Regions from separate parts of the Homo sapiens genome. Here region 1 is linked to region 2. Evidence: chromatin contacts called from ENCODE Hi-C data. All regions are on one chromosome and are shown on one strand. The core of a region is the stretch at or near the end of the contact, and the rest is flanking DNA. Distances in the headings are between cores, read along the strand shown.

Region 1 (5,179 bases), core at 100-2,599, 350 kb after region 2:
AAAGCAAATAGCTAATGTGTGAAAAAAGAAAACATTTCCTGTTACATGCAAATAATGTGTTTGTATGAATATAAAGAAATGTATGGAAGGAAACTTATCAAATGTTAACATGGGTTATTTGGTGTTTAGGGGGAGCTTGTTGGCTTTTTCTTTGTTGTTTTTGATTTGTTGTCCCTAGCAGGATTTTTGGTTTGAAATGAAAATCCGATAAGATATCTTTTTAAAACGACTTTTCTTTTTAGTCTTTCAAATGCTTGTTTTAATGTGAATAAAAGAAATGCATTTGCTTGAGTGCTAGGTAAAACCGATGTGTGAGACTCAGGGTGGGTGGTGTGATTTGTGTGGTATGCATACGGCAGGGCTTGTAGCTTTACCAGATTTTGAACAATGACTGGGTTTTCATATTGGTGTAGTACAGCCACCTCGAGAAGATAAAACATTGCATAACACAGTTCTTTAACGTCTGTCATCCCAAGGTTTTCCATGGGTAAAATGGAGATTACAAATATCTACCACACAGATAGGGCTTTTTATTGTGAAATGACAAAAGGATTTTCAGAGTGTTAAAGTTTTAGCTGAATAGCTTTGGTTGAATTCTACTTTACAGTTTTGAGTAGCTATGACACACATCATTGCCATAGGGATCAAAAGGTGCAAGGTGACAGGATAAAAGCAGGCAAAATCTTGACCATACAAAGCATTATATTAACGTGCTAGGCGCGAATATAACCTGTTATAATATAATGTTGTTATTATTATTTGAGATGGAGTCTCACTCTGTTGCCCAGGCTGGAGTGCAGTGGTGCAATCTTCCCTCACTGCAACCTCCGCCTCCCGGGTTCAAGCAATTCACCTGCCTCAGCACCCCCTAGTAGCTGGGACTACAGGCGCGCGCCACCGGCTATTTTTTGTGTTTTTAGTAACGGGGTTTCACCCTGTTGGCCGGGCTGGTCTCGAACTCCTGACCTCAGATGATCCACCCACCTCGGTCTCCCAAAGTGCTGGGATTACAGGCGTGAACCACCGCGCCTGGCCATATAATGTTATTATTGAAGGCACAAATGATCAGGGAAGACTTCATGAAGGAGGTGAGACAATATAGGTCTTAAAAGGATGAGCGGTTTGGAGAGGACAGGCACAGAACCAGCAAAAGAGTGAAGACGGCGCTGGAGTTTTTTTTTTTTTTTGCCGCACGCCTTCGCCGCCACCACGCGGGAGCGCCCCTTCCGGGAGCCCGCTCCGCCCGGCTCTTCTCGGGCTTCGGGCGAGCGCGGTGCCAGCGGTACGCAGGCGCCGGGAGCCTACGAGGGCTCGCAGGAGCTGGGAGGCGCGCATGCGTGCAGCTCTTTGGAGGCGGTAGCGTTTTCGGCGTCGAGACTGGAGGCTGAGTGCTAAACTGTGTGGGGCGCGGATGGGATCCAGCTGTTAGTCGGGTAGGCATAGGTAGGACCGCTGCCCTGTGGGGAGTAGGGGGTTGGAAGGCGGAGGCCGGTATCGTGGGGGTCCTGAGCCCTTCCTGTGAGATCCGGGCCGACTATTGTATCTGTGTCGCAGCGGCTCCGCACAAAATGGCGGCGGGCAGACGGCGGGGGCGGGAGGAGGTTGGGGGACCCCCGGGATGGGAAGGGAAGCTGTGCTGTGCTGCCCTGCTCCGTCGTTTATTCACTTCGCTACCCGGGAGGGCCCGTCCGGGTACTCGTGAAGGACCCTGCCTCGAGAAGAGCTGCCTGACGCCGTTGCACTGGGCCGAGGATCGTGAAGAGCCCTTTGGCGAGGCCGAGGCGGCCCCTTCCCCAGCAGCGCCCGGCCTGCCGAGGCTGCGCTGGGCCTGACAGCCGAGGAAGCGGTGGTGAGGGAATGCCGAGCAGGGAGGAAGCGTTCCCGTCGGGCCCGAAGAGGCGGTGGAGTTTGAGCCGAGCCCTCTGACCAGCGACATTGTGCAAGAAGCGTGGAGAGAAGAGCGTGTTTGTGTTTGGGGTTGGGGAGGGGGTGTCGGGATGAAGGAGGGAATGTTAGGATCCAGCGGCTTTTCCGGGCTGGTGTTCTGTGCTGCGTAGTGCAGGTATGAAACCAAAGAAAATATCACCTCTGTGGGAGACTGAGGACTCATAAATGGTTGTGATACCTAACAGTATTTCCAAATTTCTCAGAGGAATTGTGAAAACAGAACGTTAGTGAATTGTTTTTGTGTGATTCTTAGCTTGGGCCCCGTTCTCTTAAAGGAAGGGGGAATGTATATATCACAGACTGGAATCCTTGAGAACGTTTGAAATAGATCTTTTGTTGTTTGAGGTAATTGTTAATGAGGGATACTTCAGTATTACAAAATCATGGATTGAGCTATAGAGTGAAGGCTACCTGAAGCTAATTTTTCTTAATCTTAAAATTTGTCCTTAGGCGAAGTTTGGGGCCAGGACCAGAAATTGTAGTAGTTTAAAGGAGTCCCGATGAAAAACTTGTCACCAGGATCCAGCGATTTATGTTCAAGTACTTTTTCCAACGAGCTCTGGAATTTTGCACAAAAAATTTTCTGCTTTTTCCCCTCATTTGTTGTAAAGGATTATTTTTTCAGGGATGTTGTGCTTGCTGGTTCAGATTTACAATTAAAAATTGATAACCTGGAGAAAAGGATTGACCAAAAAAAGGTGAATTTAAGGAAGTTTTCGGAGAAAAACAAACATGTAAATGACATTCAAATAGCTTTAAATTTTGTTAATGATTAGACATTTGAGACTTAGTGGACTTATGTTGCTGTCTTTTAAAAAAGTTTGACAGCATTTTATATTTTATTTTGTACTCCATATTCTGTAATATGTACTTCTAAATAATTACAGGGCGTCCCAGCATGTTATACATTAAAATATGCTGGGCCATTCCTTCCTTGGGGATTTATTTGTCTTGGAACCAAGAAAGGGTAAATATAACAGTTGGAAGAAATCACAAAATCTTATTCGTTTTTATTAACTAGTTTTCATAATGTGTTTATGGTCACATATTTATTGTATATTGGTTGTATTTGTTTTGTAATCCTTTTTTGCATTTTGTTTTGGAGGGTGTATACGGCAGGTACTCTAGGTTAAAAAGGTTTAGGTACTGTAGTTTAAAAAAGTCATCACTTTGTACTTGACTATCTTAGGGTTTTTCTTGGGTGCTCTTAAGTAGGTGATCTCCGGAAATTTTGTTTTTATGTAAGTGGAAGAAAATGAGACAAGTAGTTTAGTGGAAAGAGAATAGGCTTTGCAGTCGGAAGATCTGGATTCACATCTCCCTTTTCCTCAGTATGTGTGAGACTTTGGTAAATTATTTTAGTCTTTCTTGAGCTTTTGTTTCCTTATCTCTAAAATGGTGACATTATTACTTCCTGCTTGGGATTTTTGTGAGTGACTGTTAAGTGAGACAGTGTATGGAAAGCTCGTATTCCTTGGCACATACTAGGTGCTTAATGTTAGCTGTTACTTGTATTTCAAAATTGAAGTGCTTAGGCAGCATTGTTTGATAGAAAATTATAATCTGTGGGTATTCTCTTCTAATTAAACGGCTTAAAAGGATTTAGAGTAATAGAATTTTGGAGTTGAAAGGCCCTCTAATCTAACTTTCATTAAAATATTTTGTGCTTCTATAAACTTTTTACATGCCTTTCTTGTAGAACTTATCAATATATATTGTAACCATTTATATGATTGTTACGTTAGTCTTTGTATCTTTCCCAGTGCCTGGTATGTATTAGATGCTCAGATGTTGAGTGAATGAACTCAGCTGGTAGTCACCAGAGCCTGGACTCTAAATCATGCTCTTTCCACTGTACCTTAATGTATACTGATTAAGGTTTGGACTAAATTTGTCCAAATCCTTAATAAAATGCCTTATATACTTAGAAACAGTACTTCCAGTATTGGTACCCAGTAACATAGCTTGGGCTGTTTTGCAAGGAAACAGGCGCTAATGAATGCTGCCATGTAGTGGTTTTAGAGACTCTCCAAATTGAAAGTAATTATGTTTGTGGCTAAAGCTAATAAGCCCTCATGTGTATCCAGCTTATCTACTCTTAATTGCTTTAACTTTGTTTAGTGTTTTGAAATTTGTGATGGAAAATTAAAATGGAAGGAAAATAAGTATATAGAAGATGAGAAGAGAATAATGGAAAGGAAAAAGAGTGAGGAAAAGGTGAGATGTAGAAATAAAACACACAACTGTAATAATGCGGGTGAGGGCCGGGTGCGGTGGCTCATGCCTGTAATCCCAGCACTTTGGGAGGCGAGGTGGGCGGATCAGGTCAGGAGATCTAGACCATCCTGGCTAACACGGTGAATCCCCATCTCTACTAAAAATAGAAAAAAAATTAGCCGGGCGTGGTGGCGGGCGCCTGTAGTCCCAGCGACTCGGGAGGCTGAGGCAGGAGAATGGCGTGAACCCGGGAGGTGGAGGTTGCAGTGAGCCGAGATTGCGCCACTGCACTCCAGCCTGGGCGACAGAGCTAGACTCCGTCTCCAAAAAAAAAAACAAAAAAAACTCCGGTGAGGGTTAAGAATAATAAGGGTTTTGGTTTGAAAAGAAAGTCCAGGGTTTTGGTTTGAAAAGAAAGTCCAGGAAACAGGAGAAATAGCTTTAACGTACATTATGTTTTTTTGCTTTGTTTTTGAGACAGGATCTCACTCTTTCTCTAAGGCCACCATGGTTCCCTGCGGCCTCTACCTCCTGGGTGCAAGCGATGTTCCTGCCTCAGTCTCCTGAGTAGTTGGGACAACAGGCACACGTCCCCACACTTGGCTAATCTTTTTTAAAAAAATTCATAGAGACAAGGTCTTGCTGTATTGCCCAGGCTGGTCTCAAACTCCTGGACTCAAACCATCCTCCCACCTTAACCCGCCTAAATTGCTGGGATTACAGGTGTGAGCTATTGCGCCCAGCCTGTTTTCTTCATGGTTACCCTAAGGAACATATATTTTGGATTATTTTTTAATTCTTTTGAACCAAAATATATTTATTGTTCATTCAAGTTTTAAAAAAAATTTCCTATCTTATTTCCACAGTCGGTTAAACTTTTAGCTAACTTGCCTATTGTCTCTGCTGAGTTAAAGTTGCCAACTTTTGTTTTAAATATTTTTACCAAAAAAAAAGAAACAAAACCATTTTACTATGGAAAATTTTAAACATATACAAAAGTAGAGAGAATGATACT
Region 2 (5,321 bases), core at 1,384-3,883:
CATGATTTGCTAGTTTTGAAGGTGTTTGCCAGGTATGCTGAGTCCTGGCTACTGGGGTTGGCAGACAAGTGCGCTCTCAGAAGACAGTACCCTGGAAAGGGAGAAACGTGATTCTGGGTGGATAATCTGTATTCTTGTCCCTCTCTGCAGGTCACTGTGGTCTTAGGGGACCTTCTGTCCTTTTCTTAGGGGAAATACCTGGAACGCTGGGGTACAGAGGAGAGACCATGGTAGGGGTGGAGTGATGTAGTCAGATATGCCCAGAGTTGACCCTGGAGCCACAGGAGCCTTCTGATAAACTTGGGGTCATTCCTGTTGAGAAGGGATGAGAATGTGGATGGCTCAGTAAGACAACACTGATTCAAGCAACAGTTATTGCTTAGCTACTCTATATTCTAAAAAGTCAAAAGGCAAACTGAGGAAAATATTGACAACAAATATAACATACATAAAGGGTCACTATGCTAATAAGTTTTACAGATCAGTAAGAAACACATTAAGGCCCTCAAAGAACCATGTGAGTAAAAGAATTCCTAGAAGACAAAACCACTGATAATTAAATGTTTAACCCTTGTTGGTAATCAAAGAGCCACATTAGAACATCATTTCCACTACCAAATTAGTGAACATTTACTTAAAATCCTAATATCTGATGCTAGCAATGGTTTGAATAGTTCTTCTTTGAGTAATAGCAGATTCACAGGTAGTGCTTCTCTGCTAGCACTGTTCTCATTGTTTGCATTCCTTCATTCCTTGTAAAGTAGGTGCTATTATCCCCATTTTGCTGCTGTAGCAACTTGTAGGGACCAGCCCCACAGGGTGGGTGGGTTTTTCTCCCCGTGTGCGGAGATGAGAGATTGTAGAAATAAAGACACAAGACAAAGAGATAAAAGAAAAGACAGCTGGGCCCGGGGGACCACTACCACCAAGAGGGCAGAGATCGGTAGTGGCCCCGAATGCCTGGCTGTGCTGTTATTTATTGGATACAAGGCAAAAGGGGCAGGGTAAGGAGTGTGAGTCATCTCCAATGATTGATAAGGTCACGTGAGTCACGTGTCCACCGGACAGGGGGCCCTTCCCTGCTTGGCAGCCGAGGTGGGTGGGGGTGGGGGCGGGGACAGGGGGAGGGAGAGAGAGAGAGAGAGAGAGGACAGCTTACGCCATTATTTCTGTGTATCAGAGACTTTTAGTACTTTCACTAATTTTGCTACTGCTATCTAGAAGGCAGAGCCAGATGTACAGGATGGAACATGAAAGTGAAACAGGAGTGTGACCGCTGAAGTACAGCGTCACAGGGAGATGTTTAGGCCTCCAGATAACTGTGGGCGGGCCTGACTGATGTCAAGCCCTCCACAAAAGGTGGTGGAGTAAAGTCTTCTCTAAACTCCCCCTGGGAAAGGGAGACTCCCTTTCCCGGTCTGCTAAGTAGCGGGTGCTTTTCCTTTGCATTGATGCTACCGCTAGACCACGGTCCGCCAGACCAGGGTCCGCCAGACCACGGTCCACTTGGTAACCGGCGTCTTCCCAGACGCTGGCATTACCGCTAGATCAAGGAGCCCTCTGGTGGCCCTGTCCGGACATAACAGAAGGCTCGCACTCTTGTCTTCTGGTCACTTCTCACTATGTCCCTTTGGTTCCTATCTCTCTATGGCCTGGTTTTTCCTAGGTTATGATTATAGAGCGAGGATTATTACAATATTGGAATAAAGAGTAATTGCTACAAACTAATGATTAACGATATTCATATATAATCACGTCTATGATCTAGATCTAGATCTAGTATAACTCTTGTTGTTTTGTATATTTTATTATACTGGAACAGCTTGTGCCCTCGGTCTCTTGCCTTGGCACCTGGGTGGCTTGCCGCCCACAGAAACTAAGTCAGATAACTTGCCAAAAGCCACACTGCTGATGTGCAGCGCACCCGCTTCACTGCAGGTGGAAGTGGAAGTGAATAATAACCTTCCTGGAAGGCAGTCTGCAAGCCCATATTGACAGCTGAAAAATATTCATTCCCTTTCACCTAGTGATTCGACTCCCAGGAATCCATTCTAAGAAAACAACCAGAGTTGAGCCATTTCGTTCTTGGCAGCACATGTGAAACAATGGCACATCCATTATGACGCTGGGCTCTGGTTGCGTCATAATGTACGTTTAGTATGTGGAGTGACAATGGGCGCTAGCTCGTAATATAATGCTATTAATAAACGAAAAGAGATACAAAAAATAGTCATGATATGCATATATATTGCAATAAACCATGATTTCTGTGCGTGGTGGGATGGTAATTTTTAATTTCCACATTGAATATTTCTGTTTTCTACTTATTAGTTTGATAATCGGAAACAAAAGCCAAGTGTCTTTGTTGTTTGTGTGTTTGATGCTGAGTTTCCCGGGCAGCAGGACTGGGAGGTTGAGTGGGGGTTTTGGCTCAGACCGGGAGCAGAGCGGCGGGTGGGGAGCGGCAGGCGGGCAGGGTCCCCGGAGGCCCCCGGGCTCTGCCCCTCCAGCTAGAGAGGCAGCCGAACCCTAGCGGCCTGGAAGGGGCCGGGAAACCGCGGCCAGCTGGCAAGGAGTGGCCCCCGGGGGCGGGGCGCCGGCGGGTGTGTGAGTAGCCCGCCCGGCCCGGGTCCGAGTTCCAGCCCCGCGATGGCCTCCGCGGGCAGCACCGCTCGGCGGGCGGGCTCCGGAAGCTGGCACTCAGAAAGGGGAGAAGGGAGAGGTGCTCGGCCGCAGCCAACTCCAAGTGGCTCCATGCAGCAGGCGAACAAAGTCTCCTTGAAGGCCACCTGGACTGACGCGGAGTCCAAGCAGCCCAGGTGGGTAGCGGGAGAAGGTGTCCCGGCTGCAGGGAGCGAGAACCCGGCCCAGCGCCTCCCTGGTGGGCAGGGCCTGGAGCGGGCGGGGGCGGAGGCTGCGGCCCGAGAAGCCAGCAGAGACAGGCTGGGGCCAGGGATCGCCTCCCGAGAGGTGCCTAGGCCGTGGCCCAGAGTCGCTTCCCCACTGCCCCGCCCACCAGCCAGGCGGGGGCCAGGGATCGCCTCCCGAGAGGTGCCCGGGCCGTGGCCCAGAGTCGCTTCCCCACTGCCCCGCCCTCCAGCCAGCCCCTGCCCGACCTCGCAGACCACCTCAGTGCGCAGGCGACTGCCCTCGCCAGGCCGCGCCGCCCTGCCTCGCTCACCCCGCCCCGCGCTGACCCCAGCCCCAGCAAGGAGTCCGACCAGACGGCAATCGACCAGACGGCGATCGGGAGCTACTACCAGCTGTTCGCAGCGGCTGTGGGCAACGTGGAATGGCTGCGATTCTGTCTGAACCAGAGCCTCAGGGAAATCCCCACCGACGACAAGGTAAGGTCTTGAGTGTTGGGGCAAAGACCGAGGTCCCTCTCCCGCTACGCTGCTCGGAGTGGTCACCTGGAGAAGAGATATCCTTTTCTGGGTAGATCTTCCTAATTTAACTCATCTTCTGGCTGTGGAAGGACCATTTTGGGGGCAGGGAGGTTGGGTGGGCTGATGAACACACACTGGTTAATTAGCAAAAGGGTGTGAGCATTCCTGGGGACACAGGGAAGAAAGTGAAGGTAACCCCAATAAATTTATATAAATTGTGGACCCTGGGACCTCAGTCCCACTCAGCCTCCTCCTGCCTGCTCTGAACCTCACAGGGCTTCACTGCCATCCACTTCGCCGCCCAATGGGGCAAGCTTGCATGCCTGCAGGTCCTGGTAGAGGAGTACAAGTTTCCCGTGGACCTGCTGACCAACAATAGCCAGACACCCCTGCACCTCGTCATCCACAGGGACAACACCACCGTGGCCCTCCCCTGCATCTACTACCTGCTGGAGAAAGGCGCAGACCTCAATGCGTGAGTCCAGCCTGCTTCAGGAGGGAGGCTTCGGGCACAGGCACGGGCACAGCCCTACTTCCAGGCAGGCAAATCCATGCAGGACAAGCAGAGGGGTTGCTGGAGGTGACAAGGATTGGGTCCCACATAAAGCAGTCAGGAATCCACATGGTGTAATAAAGAGACTGGGCTTTAGCCGGGCATGGTGGCTCATGCCTATAATCCCAACACTTTGGAAGGCCGAGGCAGGCGGATCACCTGAGGTCAGGAGTTCAACACCAGCATGACCAACATGGAGAAACCCCATCTCTACTAAAAATACAAAATTAGCAGGGCATGGTGGCGCATGCCTGTAATCCCAGCTATTCGGGAGGCTGAGGCAGGAGAATTGCTTGAACCCAGGAGATGGAGGTTGCGGTGAGCTGAGATGGTGCCATTGCACTTCAGCCCGGGCAACAAGAGCGAGACTCCGTCTCAACAAAAAAAAAAAAAAAAAAAAGATTGGCCTTTAACAGACCTAGTCTACATCCCAGCTCTGCAACTTGCTAGCAGACAGCAGGACCTTAGGCAAGTCACTCAACCTCTATGCCCCAGTACTCTGGCTCCCAAACTTAGGTGTACATTGGAATTACCTAGGGAGCTTAAAAAATATGAACACCTGGCCGGGTGGCATGGTGGCATAGTCCCAGCTACTTGGGAGGCTGAGGCAGGAGAATCGCTTGAACCCGGGAGGTGGAGGTTGCGGTGGGCCGAGATTGCTCCAATGCACTCCAGCCTGGCAATAGAGCGAGACTGTCTCAAAAAATAAAAAATAAAAAAAATTAGGCTGGCCGCAGTGGCTCACGCCTGTAATCCCAGCACTTTGGGAGGCTGGGGCGAGCGGATCACGAGGTCAGGAGATCAAGAACATCCTGGCTAACATGGTAAAACCCCGTCTCTACTAAAAATACAAAAAAGTTAACCGGGCGTAGTGGCGGGTGCCTGTTGTCCCAGCTACTTGGGAGGCTGAGGCAGGAGAATGGCGTGAACCTGGGAGGCAGAGCTTGCAGTGAGCCAAGATCGTGCCACTGCACTCCAGCCTGGGCGACAGAGCGAGACTCCGTCTAAAAAAAAAAAATTAAAAAATATAAACACCTGTGTTCCAATCCAAAGGCTGTGATTTAATGGGTCTGTGGTGTGACCTGGGCTTGGGAAGTCAGAAAAGATCCCCAGGTGCTTCTAACTTGAAGCTAAGTTTGGGAACCTCTGTCTCAGTGTCTTCAACTGAAACTTGGGAGAATAGCAGTACCTATCACATGGGACTACTGTGATCACTGAAAAGTGCATGGCATATAGGAGACTGCATTCATTCAAAGTATCAAGTATGCACTATGTGCTAAGCACTATGCTAGAGTCACAGAAATGGTCCCTCTCCTCACGAAGCTGACATTCTAGTAAAGGAGCAGACAGTGAATTAGCAAACAAATAAATGAACAAAA

Evidence for each region. Hi-C counts contacts between places; a loop is a spot of excess contacts on that map. Pooled maps may share reads with other maps.
Region 1: a loop to region 2 is called in a map of B cell, with 7 times the contacts of the local background. The contact joins the promoter of ZNF638 here to the promoter of ANKRD53 in region 2. A Hi-C loop is called at or near these places in 1 of 168 maps with a recorded cell type or tissue (B cell), 3 of 37 single-sample maps with no recorded cell type and 13 of 50 pooled maps.

The regions. Positions count from the first base shown.
Region 1 is chr2:71,330,433-71,335,611 of GRCh38, forward strand. ZNF638 (zinc finger protein 638) reads left to right here and starts at 1,350. Exons shown (of 28, transcript NM_014497.5): 1 at 1,350-1,443. RefSeq lists enhancers at 943-1,630, 1,631-2,316 and a silencer at 1,150-1,359.
Region 2 is chr2:70,975,997-70,981,317 of GRCh38, forward strand. ANKRD53 (ankyrin repeat domain 53) reads left to right here and starts at 2,634. Exons shown (of 6, transcript NM_001115116.2): 1 at 2,634-2,819; 2 at 3,101-3,347; 3 at 3,665-3,864. The coding sequence starts at 2,650. It overlaps LOC105374795 (a long non-coding RNA gene), which reads right to left. Exons shown (of 2, transcript XR_001739534.2): 2 at 1-312. RefSeq lists an enhancer at 1,264-1,533 and silencers at 2,561-2,650, 3,011-3,070.